Regions from separate parts of the Homo sapiens genome. Here region 1 is linked to region 2. Evidence: chromatin contacts called from ENCODE Hi-C or POLR2A ChIA-PET data. All regions are on one chromosome and are shown on one strand. Each heading gives the region's core, a stretch centred on a gene start or an enhancer-like site at or near the end of the contact. The rest is flanking DNA. Distances are from core to core; before and after follow the strand shown.

The links. Hi-C counts contacts between places; a loop is a spot of excess contacts on that map. ChIA-PET counts read pairs that join two places held with the same protein, here RNA polymerase II (POLR2A). Pooled maps may share reads with other maps.
Region 1: a pooled map shows a loop between it and region 2 (2.5-fold over the local background). The contact joins the enhancer-like site here to the promoter of OSTN-AS1 in region 2. A Hi-C loop is called at or near these places in 2 of 37 single-sample maps with no recorded cell type and 4 of 50 pooled maps. POLR2A ChIA-PET finds 5 or more read pairs at or near these places in 4 of 52 experiments (A673, GM12878, OCI-LY7 and 1 more).

Annotation. Positions count from the first base shown.
Region 1 is chr3:191,266,729-191,273,662 of GRCh38, forward strand. It overlaps UTS2B (urotensin 2B), which reads right to left. Exons shown (of 9, transcript NM_198152.5): 9 at 440-1,713. The coding sequence ends at 1,688. Among named protein-coding and RNA genes, the nearest start is that of OSTN-AS1, 36 kb to the left of the region's middle. RefSeq lists an enhancer at 2,555-2,664. Within about 2 kb of position 2,668, at least 2 of the 41 ENCODE cell types and tissues checked have a DNase peak (open chromatin) inside an H3K27ac peak, as active enhancers do; they include GM12878, where a contact is called at or near this core.
Region 2 is chr3:191,231,597-191,238,279 of GRCh38, forward strand. OSTN-AS1 (OSTN antisense RNA 1) reads right to left here and starts at 3,009. Exons shown (of 6, transcript NR_133663.1): 1 at 2,976-3,009. All of the region lies in intron 3 of OSTN (osteocrin), which reads left to right.

The DNA of each region.
Region 1 (6,934 bases), core at 1,418-3,917, 35 kb after region 2:
AAATTTGTTTAGATGTAAGCAAGGGCAGTTTGATGTATAGATGTGAAACAAAAGCTAATCAAGAGAAAGCCAATGAGTTTTTGGGGTTTTTGTTGTTGTTGTCTTTAACCACACTGTGTCTAAACTCTTACAAGAATGCTGAGGGTCTCAAATAGTTTCTCATGTTGTGGAGGAGGCAGACATGAGAATTAAGAAAACAAAAGGCAAATCATTTTTTTAAGAAAGTTTTCTTAACATTCTATCTTTAAGGCATCTAGTACTTTTTCCCCAGAGTTTAATAAATCTGTTTCTGCTTAGTAATGTATCCATTTGTTGGAGTAGTCTCAATTACCATTGTTCAAATTAATAGAAAAGAGAGGTGGCCAATACAATCATAAAAATGAGAAAGAACAATAATGCATATTTTCCATGTAACTTGAGACAATATAACTTTCCAAGATGCTTTTCAAAATGTTTTAATTAATAGTTCAACAGCATAGTCACAACAGGACAAAACTTTACATAAGCAATGAATTTATGGAAAGCATACAATAGATACAGCATTTTCAACTCTAGCTCTACAAAACCATTTTGATAGTGACATACCTTCAAAAGTGCAACTGATTAGTGATTATTCACAACATAAACCTTAAGCTTATCATAATTGACTTAGTAACAAGAACAAGGTGAAAAAATCATATGCATAATAAATGCCAGTTTCTTTATGATTGAAACAGCTACAATTTTAAATAGCAGAGTATTGCGGGATCTGGCCAGTAGCCCGCAATGCAACGGGGCTCTTTGTTCCCAGGCGGATCAGCAGGTTGAGAAATAACAGACACACACAAGATAGTGAAAGCTGGGTCCAGGGGGGTCACCACCTTCTGGTCCCATGGTGCCAACAATGCACTGGATATACCAGCATTTATTATTAAGTTTAGCAAGGGCAGGGGTAGGTTAATGAGGGATTTAGGGTCATTTGATTATGAGGTGAGATGGTCACATGGGGATGAAGTAATTCTTTAACATAACATTTGTATGTAGAAGTACAGTACATTTGTATGTAGAAGTACAGTATACAGAGATAAGAATTTACAATATACTGTGTGTGTAATTTCTAACAGAGCCTTAAAACAGAAACACAATCTTTCCATAACCTATGATTAGCAAGATATTAATCAGCAGTAACAATTGTAACAAAAGCTGGTTACAAACAATCCATGGAAACAGGACATGAAGCTAGACAACCGCTTAGACCAGAAATTCTCAGAAGGAAATATGCCTTAACCCTAAAGAGGCCTAGAAGAGCCATGGCAAGATGAGGACGTTTACAACCCTATCTTATCCATATGGACAGGCGCCTTCCATGCATCCGTTTATAGGCTCTCCACGAGGGGCGCATTCCATTCCCAGAGCTATGAACATCTGCTTTTCTGGGATAGGAATCTTGGTGATATGAAACCTCCCTGACTGCACGTCCATTCATAGGCTCTCTACAGGGGGAAGCAAGTGCTGTTGGCTCATTCTGGCAGTCCAACCTGGCATTGTCTTTACACAATCCCGCATGCAATTTTGTATTTACAATAATCAGGAGCATTTCATCTTTTATTCCACAGCAATAGTTTCAGGGGGTCTGCCTACAGCAGAGTGAGTAGATACATATATTTTCCTGATATTCTTATCTTTTTTTGCATCCAGAGAAAAAGCTTTAAACACAGTATTTCCAAAAGCAAGCTAAAGAAGAAAACAAAATACATTTTTTATTAGAAGTATATTTGATAAAACTTGCTCTTGAATCAATAGCTTATGTGTGCCTGAATGCGAGAGTTAAGTTTTTAAAAGGGACAGTCAATATTGTAGCTACTAGCCTCATGTGGATCTTTAAGTTAATCACAATTAAATTAAAAATTCAGCATCTCCATCATACTAGTCACATTTCAACTGCTCAATAGCACTTGTAGCCAGTGACTACCACAATGGACAGTACAAACTAGAGAATGTTCCCATCACAGAAAATTCTATTGGACAACACTGTTATAAATTATAATACATATAATACAGTCTAGAGAATTCAATAGACTGCCCTATGAGATTCATCCCTCTATTTTACACTTGAGGTAACTGATATACCAAAAAGAAAGTCACATAAGTAAAAAAGCAGTGCTAATGAGAATCTATCTGTTGAGTGAAGAGGAAGGAAGACAGTTTAAAGGTCACTTTGCAGACCACAAAATGATATTTAAATAACTTCATTTGTCATCACATTTAGTCCTCCCATTCTGATCATAAAATGATTCTTCAGAGAAATCAAACCAAATATATTAGCATTTCAATCTTCAAATATATAAATGAATCATTTTAAATCTTCTGTAGGTTGTTACCAATCACCTGACTTACAGTAGTTGCATCTAGCTAATTATCAGTTTCTCTAATTTCCTTTTATTTAACTAGCTTATAAAACTAAGCCCCTTGGGAGAAGGGCCTTTGATTCATTGTTGATCAGTGGTATTTACAGTGAAAAAGAGTTGAAAAACATATAATCCCTCATTGAAATGAATGATAAATTTCTATGTGCTTGCCCAGGTTTTCCTCCCCAAATACACCGTAGCCCCTGTGCTTATCACCACATATAAACAGAGTTTTATGATATCACTCAGAGCCTATTTTTCATTTCTTCAAGAGCCACAGTTTCCCTTAGAAGCCACATTCAAACCCTGCGAAAGCAGAAGTCTATTTTCAGACATTGAAGTGAGGCGCTTCACCCACTAATCTCACCTTCTTCTTTTTTTTCAGGTTTTTTTTTTTTTTCTTTTTAAAAGATGAGGCTTCTCACTATATTCCCCAGCCTGGACCACAGTGGCTATTCACAGGCATGATCATAGAGTGCTACAGCTTCAAGTGATTCTCTAACCTCAGCCTCCTGAGTAGCTGGGACTACAGGTGCATGCCACCATGCCTGGCCAATCTTCTTTTTATAGTATGCTTTGGAAAGTTATCATCACTGACCTCTCTGTCTTTTCAGATGTCTTTGAATATCTGAGTCTGGCAGAAGAATATAAACTTACACTTAGCCAAGACTTATACCACATGAACAGCTCAATTAAATATACAATGGAATATAGTTTGGAGAATTTTTTGGATGTGGTCAAAGGGAACTGTCATGAGTCATACTGGTGGCAGAGCCAATTCCCCAATGTTTATAGCGTACACCATTCATCATTTACATAAAGTAAAACCCCAACCAGCTTTCTGGTGTCACTTAATGGCTGTCTTGTTAACTCTTGTATTCTCCGTTTTTAGCATGATGCTAGGAGTTGGACAGCTATATTTGTAGCAGATGTCTATCAACAATATATTAAAAGATTAAAGAAAGGTACAATATTTCACAGTAAGCGTAAGTTTTTACTGTCTTAAGCTGGATTTCTGGGTCTATTTCATCCTCATATATTGTTATTCACAGTGGTTAGTCTCTAGTTATGGCAACAGCACTGCACTTCATGTATAACGTGGATTATGTTCAGCTTTGTCACCGAAGCTGGAGTGCAGTGGCACAACCATAGCTCACTGCAACCTCGAACTCCTTGGCTCAAGGGACCCTCCAGTCTCAATCTCATGAGTACTTGGGACTACTAGCATGGGTCACCACACCAGGCTAATTTTTTAAATTTGTTGTAGAGACACAGCCTCCCTATATTGGCCAGGCTGGTCTCAGACGATTGGGCACAAGTGATTCTCCTGCCTTGGCCTCCCAAAGTAGTGGGATTGCAGGTGTGAGCCACTGGTACCTGACCTACAAACATGTTGTAATATCTACTTTCTTAAAAATAAACAAAAAAGGTTTTTTTTTTATGCTTTCAAATCATTCTAGCTGATATACCAATTTTTTTTCTATTCCTTAGCACAAAATTCTTTAAGAGAATTTTCTATTGTCAGTGGTTCCAGTTCTATAGTCATGTTTTCTTTAACAAAAAGTTCACCAAACAATCCTTGGCAAGGCCATTAATGACCTTTCCTCTGCTGAATTCAACTGGAAGTTCTCAGTCCTCATTTTACTGGATCTATCATAGTGAAATCAGCCCCATAGACCCATAGAGAGTTGTTTTTGGATAATCAGAAATTGACCCTTCTGCTGTTAAAGCTTAAAGCTTGTATTTGTTTTAGGTGAGTTTCTTCCTCAGGAAATGACCTTTAGGCCTCCCAAAAAAAACTGTCAAAGGGCCAGTTGTGGTGGCTCATGCCTGTAATCCCAGCACTTTGGGAGGACGAGGCTGGCAGACATGAGGTCAGGAGATCGAGACCATTCTGACCAACATGGTGAAATCCTGTCTCTACTAAAAATACAAAAATTAGCTGAGGGTGGTGGCCACATGCCTGTAGTCCCAGCTACTTGGGTGGCTGAGGCAGAAGAATCGCTTGAACACGGGAGGCAGAGGTTGCAGTGAGCAGAGATCACACCACTGCACTCCAGCCTGGTGACAGAGTGAGACTCTCTCAAAAAAAAAAAAAAAAAAAAAAAAAAGAGGTATCAAAGAACTGAAACTCACCAGATCACCCCATCCAGACAATGAGATATTGGACCACTCATTCATTATGATTGCTTCCTTGCCTTTCTCACACGTAGTTACATTTCTTCCCTGCTATATTAACCCTAGTTTTAGTGAGTTAGAGAGATGGATTTGAGACTGAGCTTCCATCTCCTCAGCTGCAGCACCCAATTAAAGCCTTCTTCCTTGGCAATACTTGTCTCAGTGATCAGCTTTCTGTGCAGTGAGCTGTAGGACCTAGACTGAACCCCTGGTGTTTTGGTAACAATAGCTTTGGATAGACTTAAACTCCTTTTTCCCAGAAACAGTTTTTTTACTTGACTTGTGGGTGTTGCTTTCTTGCCTCCTTCTTTGTACCTACTCCTACTCAGCCTCTTTTGTTGACTCTGCCTCATCTGCTCAGTTTCTTCCCTTGGAATGATCTGAGTCTCAGTTTTTAGGTATCTTTTCCTTATATTTGGAGTCACTCCTTAGATGCTCTCGTCACAATGCCAAACAATATTTATAATGCTGATAACTGCCAAATGTATATCTCTAATCTGGGCTGACTGAAGATATAAGATTCATATTCACTAACTTCAGATTCATACATCTAATCTTCTACTCAATTTACTCCTGGAAGATTTATTAAATATGGCATAACAAACCCAAAATATGTGGTAGGAATACAACTCTTCAGCTATTCCTAAGACTTCTCTGTATTTCCTAGGGATCCCACATCCCCATTAAGTTAAATTGGGATCATGTGCATAGCTCTGGCAGTTAAAAGCATATTTACCTGCTTCATCTCTTTCCTATCCTACTATAGGTACATTGGAGACCACGTGTTCCACATAGTGTATGCATGAAGTGAAGGAAAAATGGTCAACATATGTAAGACCTCATGTAAACTCGGTCAAAATTATAGAAAGTTGCATCACTGAGATTTAAAGGCTATTTTATCAGCTTGCTAAGCATATCCCAATATACAGTTTGATAACGTGAAGTGAGGGTGCTGCTGTAAAACATACCTAAAATCTGACACAGTATCAGCAACTCATTAATGGCAGACAAGGAAACTGATATCATAGGTTTGAAAAATTAAGAGTTATTTTATTAAATGGCAAAATAAGTGCTAAAACTCGCATCTGCAACAGCTTGGGATTCAGATCATGTGCCTAGAGCTCCTAGAAGAAAGGCTGGAAAAGAGTAAATTGGCAAGCAGTATATTTAGTTTGCTGTTGATTGCGATTATCCTTTCCCTGTTCCTTTGCTAATTGTTGGATATGTATGGGGTGAATAATAACTCATCTTTTCAGTTAATAGGTCTGTGAATGAAGAGTAGCTTGGCTGGGCATGGTGGCTCATGCCTGTAATCCCAGCACTTTGGGAGGCAGAAGCGGGTGGATCACCTGAGGTCAGGAGTTCGAGAACAGCCTGGCCAATATGGTGAAACCTGTCTCTACTGAAAATACAAAAAATTAGCTGGGCGTGGTGGTGCGTGCCTGTTATCCTAGCTACTTGGGAGGCTGAGGCAGGAGAATAGCTTGAACCCAAAAGGCGAAGGTTGCAGTGAGCCGAGGTAGCGTGCCATTGCACTCCAGCCTAGGCAACAAGAGCAAAACTCCGTCTAAAAAAAAAAAAAAAAAATGGGCAGGGCACAGTGCCTCATGTCTGTAATCCCAGCACTTTGAGAGCTCAAGGCAGGTGGATCACCTGAGGTCAGGAGTTTGAAACCAGCCTGGCCAACATGATGAAACCCCCATCTCTACTAAAAATACAAAAAAATTAGCTGGGCTTGGTGGCGCCCACCTGTAGTCCCATCTACTCGGGAGGCTGAGGCAGGTGAATAGCTGGAACCTGGGAGGCAGAGGTTGCAGTGAGCCGAGATCGCACCACTGCACTCCAGCCTGGGCTACAGAGCGAGACTCCGTCTCAAAAAAAAGGAGTGGCCACATTATATCTGATGAAGACTAGTAAATATATCCTGGAAAGCCTGTTATTTGTGCTGCATGCAGTCACTAGAAGAGATTTGGGGTTGTCTCTAATGAGAATGAGTTGAGTATAGTCTATGTTTTTAAGAAGAGATAAAGGATAGACTATGATAGAGGCAGTGCTCACCAAGTACTATAGGTACTTCCTTACATTTACCAACCTGCCTTGCCATATGTTGGTGGTAGTCCCAGTGACTAATCCCGGCCAATGGACTTCAGTAGAAATGATGTGTGTCCCTTCCGAACTGAGGCAATTGAAAGCTGGGATGTATCCTTTATCCTCTTCTGTTTTGGCAATGTTGGAGGCAGTTAAGCTGTATCAACGTTCTGGATGATAGGGCTACAGAATAGAGTGGTGCTGTGCTGTGCTGCAAGCATTGGACTCGATTCCCGACTTTATTACACCATGCCTCTGAGATTTAGATTACAACTGTTAAC
Region 2 (6,683 bases), core at 1,759-4,258:
TTTGTTAGTGTTATACGCATGAGTGTGCACAAAAACTTCATGAGTTTCTTATAAATGTCTGCGATTTTCATGTATATGCCCTCATGTTTTTCCCCTTATCAGGCACACATTCTCTATCTTCCCATACTTACTAAGAGAAGGTAATACATCTGAGATCCATTTTCCATACTCTGTGCTTAAAGATCACATACATCACTTAATTCAGGGATTCATAAACTTTGTGTCATATGTCACTATGGCAATTTGGGGAAACCTATGAACCCCTTCTCAGAGTATTGTTTTTAGAGTGATAGAATTTATGAGTTCAAAGGTTAGCCACTGTTTAGAAACAGAATTATCAAAAACAATTTTTTAATTAATTTGCAATAAAACATATACATAAAATATTTTAAATATTATATTTATTAATACCTAAAATAAGATGTAAAGATATGTCTGCAAACAATAGCTGTGGCTGGGTGCGGTGGCTCATGCCTGTAATTCCAGCACTTGGGGAGGCCGAGGCAGGCAGAGCACCTGAGGTTAGGAGTTCGTGACCAGCCTGGCCAACGTGGTGAAATCCCGTCTCTACTGAAAATACAAAAATCAGCCAGGCGTGGTGGCACTCAACTGTAATCCCAGCTACTCGGGAGGCTGAGGCATGAGAATCGCTTGAACACGTGGGAGGCGGAGGTTTCAGTGAGCCAAGATTGTGCCACAGCACTCCAGCCTGGGTGACAGAGGGAGACTCTGTCTAAAAAAAAAAAAAAAAAAAAAAAAAAAAAATTGTTGTAACTAGTGCAGAACATAACCATTTCAAAGCATCTGTGATAATTAAAATGTGCTTTGAAAGTATTTGTGATTTATATGAGTAACAATGTTCAGACACAACTATTACTATTATTTTTTTCTATATTCATAAAGTAAATGCTATATATATATATATAAAATTATGTTTATTTTTATTTTTATTTTTTGAGATGGAGTCTCACTCTGTTGCCTAGGCTGAAGGGCAGTGACTAAATCATTTTTTTTTTTTTTTGAGACGCAGTTTTGCTCTTGTTGCCCAGGCTGGAGTGCAATGGTGAGATCTCGGCTCACTGCTCCCTCCACCTCCCAGTTTCAAGTGATTCTCCTGCCTCAGCCTCCCAAGTAGCTGGGATTATAGGCATGGGATTATAGGTGCCTGCCACCACACCTGGCTAATTTTTGTATTTTTAGTAGGGACTGTGTTTCTCCATGTTGGCCAGCCTGGTCTCGAGCTCCTGGCCTCAAGTGATCTGCCCACCTCTGCCTTTCAGAGTGCTGGGATTACTGGTGTGAGCCACTGCGTTCGGTCATAAATGCTATCTTTCATTTACAGGTTAATGGAACTAAAGATGTAACCCTTTCCCATCTACACGTATAGGCCCCTGAATTATATTGCTCCATAATCCCAGATTTTAAAACTCTGAGTCACCAGGGTACAAAACATATTATTTAATTCTATATTACTATAAAATATCAGAAAAGAAAAAGGAAATTAACTCTACTTTCAAAAAGGTCCACCAGGAGATGGAAACAAAAAAATTCATGAAAGCTAGGGAAAACAAAAATGAAAAGAAACAAATATAAAAAGCTAAACAGGGAAAACCCTATATCAGGTCATATTAACTTGAAATAAAGAACCACCTGTTGTTTCCTATTTTGTATTGCTTAACACATTTTTACCTGAATAGGACACTAGCTTCATTTTCTGATTCATGTGCAAATTACTTCAATTCTCCGGGCAACACTAACTCAACTATACTTTGAAGCCCAAAATATTTTTCTCATTTCCATTCACTTGTTTAAAGTCTGAAGTTACCATTTTATTTCTGTTTTCTTTTTTTCGTTTTTTGAGACAGAGTCTTGCTCTGTCACCCAAGCTGGAGTGCAGTGGCAAAATCTCAGCTCACTGCAACCTCCACATCCCGGGTTCTAGCGATTCTCCTGCCTCAGCCTACCAAGTAGCTGGGACTCCTGATCTCAAGTGATCTGCCTGCCTCAACCTTCCAAAGTGCTAGGATTACAGGCATGAGCTACCACGCCCTGACTTTTTTCTGGAAGAATAGTATCTACTATCTGACTGACTCTTTAACATTAGAAGATATTGACGGCCAGGCACTGTGGCTCATGCCCTTAATCCCAGCACTTTGGGAGGCCGAGGCAGGCAGATCATCTGAGGTTGGGAGTTTGAGACCAGCATGACCAACATGGTGAAACACCATCTCTACTAAAAATACAAAATTTGCTGGGTGTGGCGGCGCATGCCTGTGATCCTAGCTACTTGGGGGCTGAGGCAGGAGAATCACTTGAGCCCAGGAGGCGGAGGTTGCAGTTAGCTGAGATCACACCATTACACTCCAGCATGGGTCACAAGAGCGAAACTCCATCTCAAAAAAAAAAAAATTGATGATTGGCCTAGAATTTTTCTAAATAATGGTTTCTCTCACTCCTTCACACAACACTAAAAATGTCTTGCAAATAATAACAATAATAGTGCTCTATATTTGAATTCAATTACTATTAAATATTTGTACAACTCTTATTGCTTTAATTCTCCCATTTAATATTTTAGGTCAGTAAAGCAAGAAATGCTATTGGGTTAGGGTTCCAACAAGAAATAGGTGTCACCTTTGAAATAGGAAAATTTGAGGAGGGTTTTTTCAAAGGAAGACTATTTACAAAACTCTGGGTACAGGTAGATTATAATGGATGGCACAGCAGCCCACGGTGGCCTGAAAAGACAAGAAAGGAAGAGGTTTCCAAAAGTCAGAGAGTCACAGAGTTTCAGATGCCTTGAGAAAAGTAGTGACTTGGCCGGGTGCAGTGGCTCATGCCTGTAATCTCAGCACTTTGGGAGGCCGAGGCAGGTGGATCGCCTGAGGGTAGGAGTTTGTCACCAGCCTGGCCAGCAAAGCGAAACCCCGTCTCTACTAAAAATATAAAAATTAGCTGGGTGTGGTGGCACGCGCCTGTAATCCCAGCTCCTTGGGAAGCTGAGGCAGGAGAATCGCTTGAACCCGGGAGGCAGAGGTTGCAGTGAGCCAAGATCACGCCATTGCACTCCAGCCTGGGCAACAGAACGGGACACCATCTGAAAAAAAAAAAAAAAAAAGCAAAGCACAAAAAGAAAAGAAAAGTAGTGACTTTTCTTCAGGAGCATACTCCCGGGAAGAGGTCTTGCAAGGAGTGGCCAGGAGAAAATTATCCTGACCTCTCTCCTCCTCTTCCTCTATTCTGTCTTCCCCAAATTATCTATTGCTTGATCCACACCAAAGCCAGAGGGCACAGGAACATTTATATGTTCCAAAAAGATCAGCCTCCTAGGACTGAAAGTAGGGTGAGAAAAGGCAGCATACATCTGAGAGCAGAGGGAAGATAGCCAGCAAAATTATACACATTCTGTAGATTTAGGTCAAGAAACACTTTGCTCCAGAATATTGTTATTATACCACCTAATTGAAAGAGAAAAACTCCATAAGTCATAATCAGAAAAAACAGCTTTTCCTCCCATCCCCATGCATTCCAACCCACTCAGTGGTAGTTGTTGTTCCCTACCCCTTGAGTAAACCCAAAGGCAGGTATTAATGGCTCTACTGGCCACATCAAAATAATAAGAATCCCTATGGTTACTTGTACTAGAAAAATAACCATATAACAGTAATTCAAATAACCATTCTTATATGTGACCCCAAACCATGAATACTAATAAAGCTTCTCTTTTCCCTAGCTTGGACCCCATTCATCCTGGAAGGCTTCAGTGGGAAGGAGCTTGTGGCCAGTTTATATTCACAATCTCCCCTATCACAGTAGGCTGCCTTTTGTCTCCTCCAGAACTGGGGATGGAGATGCATGCAGAGAAGTAAAACAAAGTCTTACTTGACATAATATCATGACCTGTCTTTGTGCCCTCATGGCTTTGGTGAATGCTCAAAGCTGACTCATCTTGGAATGTTTCTGGGGGTCACATAACCCCCAGTGCGAATAGTAACATAGGCGTCCTTACCTCCAATAATACTCCTCTTCTGGCAGATCTGCTATGCCCCTCATCCTCACCCTACTCTCTCATCTTCTGCATTTGACACCACCATCAGCATCCTGATGAGTTTGCTTCCCCCATCAGCCCTGACAGAAAGCCCTTGGGGCAAGGTCCCTTTTATAATTGACCCAGGCTGACTCTCTCCACATGCTCTACATCTGCCCACAGAAAACCCACATCCTTGACTCTCATTACTGAAAGTGAAGCAGTTCTTGGTGCAGTCATCTCTTCAGTCTGGTATCAAGCCAATTCTCACAGCTTCTTGCCCTTTAGATTTCATAGACACTATTTTATTAGGTTCACCATGCTTCAATGGACATATTTTAAACTCGAAGTGTTTTTCTCAAAGCCCTTTCCCCATATGAAGGAGGAAGGAAAATGCCATTGTTTTTCAATAACTTGCTCCCAAGAAATTCTCCCTTCCTGAGCTATTCAATATGAATCCTTTTATTGGATTGAAGTTGGAAAAAACTAAGTTTGTAGCAACCTCCTTTGGAAGTACTACATAAGTCTAGCACCTCACTTTGGAATGCAAAACGAAATACTTCCCACATACTTTCTCTCTTTCTGTCTCTTTTTTACTCAGCCTTTTAAAGCCACAGCCAAAAACTGAGATAGAAAGCATCCCATTTTAATATTCTGGTACATTCTTTTTTAAAAATCTCTATCACACACTAAGAAGGAGGTATTGTTACCAGAAAGGGGTCCCGAACCAGACCCCAAGAGAGGGTTCTTGGATGTCACACAAGAAAGAATTTAAGGCAAGTCCACAGAGTAAAGTGAAAGCAATTTTATTACAGAAATGAAGAAACAAAAAAATGCCTACTCCATAGAGAGTAGGGCCCAAAAGCAAGAGGAGGAATGCGTCCATTTTAGGTATAATGCTTGTTTATATATAAGATAATAACGCAAAAAAAAAAACAATCCTTGGGGAGATGTGCGCTACTACAAGGGCTTGGGACAAAGGATTGTTAATCTTTGTATAACTACTGTCTTCCACAATAATTTATATTATTATCTTTAAAGTGAAACTTACTCTTAAACTAAGAATACTTTTGTTCTTAAGATATCGTGACATCAGGATATTTTCTGGACCTGCTAAGTCCTGGATCTCTTCCATAAACATTATTAACTTGTTTTCTTAACTGTAAACATCCTCTGACTAAAATGCCTGACCTTCTGGGAATGCAGTCCAGCAAGTCTTAGCCTCTTTTTACCCAGCCCCTATTCAAGATGGAGTCACTCTGGTTCAAATGCCTCTGACATTAGGATCCACATTTTATTATGTTTTCGGAGAGATAAAATGATTTCCCTGAGATTATGTTGATATAAATTACATGCCAGATTGTTTAACTCCAAGGCCGTGACTTTCCACTTAATTTCTTTGCAGAAAGTAGCTTTCTACAAAGCTGCTAGAGCAAGCAGGAGGGGAAAAATGGCAGGGAGGGCAGGCAGTGAGGCAGATGCTGACATTCTTGTGAGGCTCTGATTAGCCTAAGTAAATCTAGGTTTTACATGTGAAATGAGGATGTAGAGGCAAAAGTCAATTATGCGTTGCCTCAAGCGACTTTCTACAAAGAAATTAAAGTTCTGTGTGAATAAGATATTTGTCAAAGGCCAGGAACAGTGAGATTCACTTAGAATATATGCATTAAATGAATAGTTTTAGAATTACTGTATCCATGATATATGGATTTCTATCCTAACGGGACTGCAGCTATCTCAATTCTTGCCTCCTTAGAAGAAAGACTTTGACTGAGGGGCATAAAGCAGAAGAAGAAAGCTAGGCAAGTTTTAGAGTGGGGTGGAAGTTTATTAAAAAGCTTTAGAGCAGGAATGAAAAGTGAAGTACACTTGGAAGAAGGCCAAGCAGGCATCTTGGAGGTCAAGTGCCCCATTTGACCTTGGCCTTAGGGTATTATATGCTGGCCTGCTTCCAGCACCTGGCATCCTTCTTTCAGTGGAATGCCCCTAGAAGGTCATGTACCAGTTAAATGCCACCTTTTGACCTCTTAAAGCGCATGCTTGAGCAAACTCACCCAACACCTGAGATCTTATCAGGAAGATGCCAATCACCAGTTTCAGATATTTCTGATCTATAGAGAAACTGCCTTTCCCTGGTGCTGGCTGTGACCAATTATTATTTTAGAGAGGCAGTGTGACAAATGCCTGACCATCACCTATGGTCACCTGACTTTCCTGGTGGGATGTGGGGGCCCTCTTCTGCCCCGTTCCTGTTCATGCCCCAGTACAGCTCTATGCACTGTAACAACAGGTTCAGGCTAAAGTTGAGAATAGCAATGCCAGATTCAATTTGTCAGATATGATTGCCCTTCTTGACAAAAATCCCAAAGATTAAGGTAAAAAGTCTAACATTTTATTTTCTTTCTAATTTGTTGTGAAGAAATGCCACAGAACTGAGCCAATCGCGGCATCTCAAGGTTTATGCTTTTCTTTTTTAGCTCTTATTTGGTCATCTCCAGAGGACATAGTTGAAAATGAGCTCCATTTCAGGTGTGGGAAACACAAAAAAGGGATACAGTGTTAATCAAAATGTGACTGAGGCATTTCTCAATCAACAGAGGTATATTTGGCCAAAGTTGAAGATACTTGCGGGGAAAAAAATCCAAGTCACAGGAGC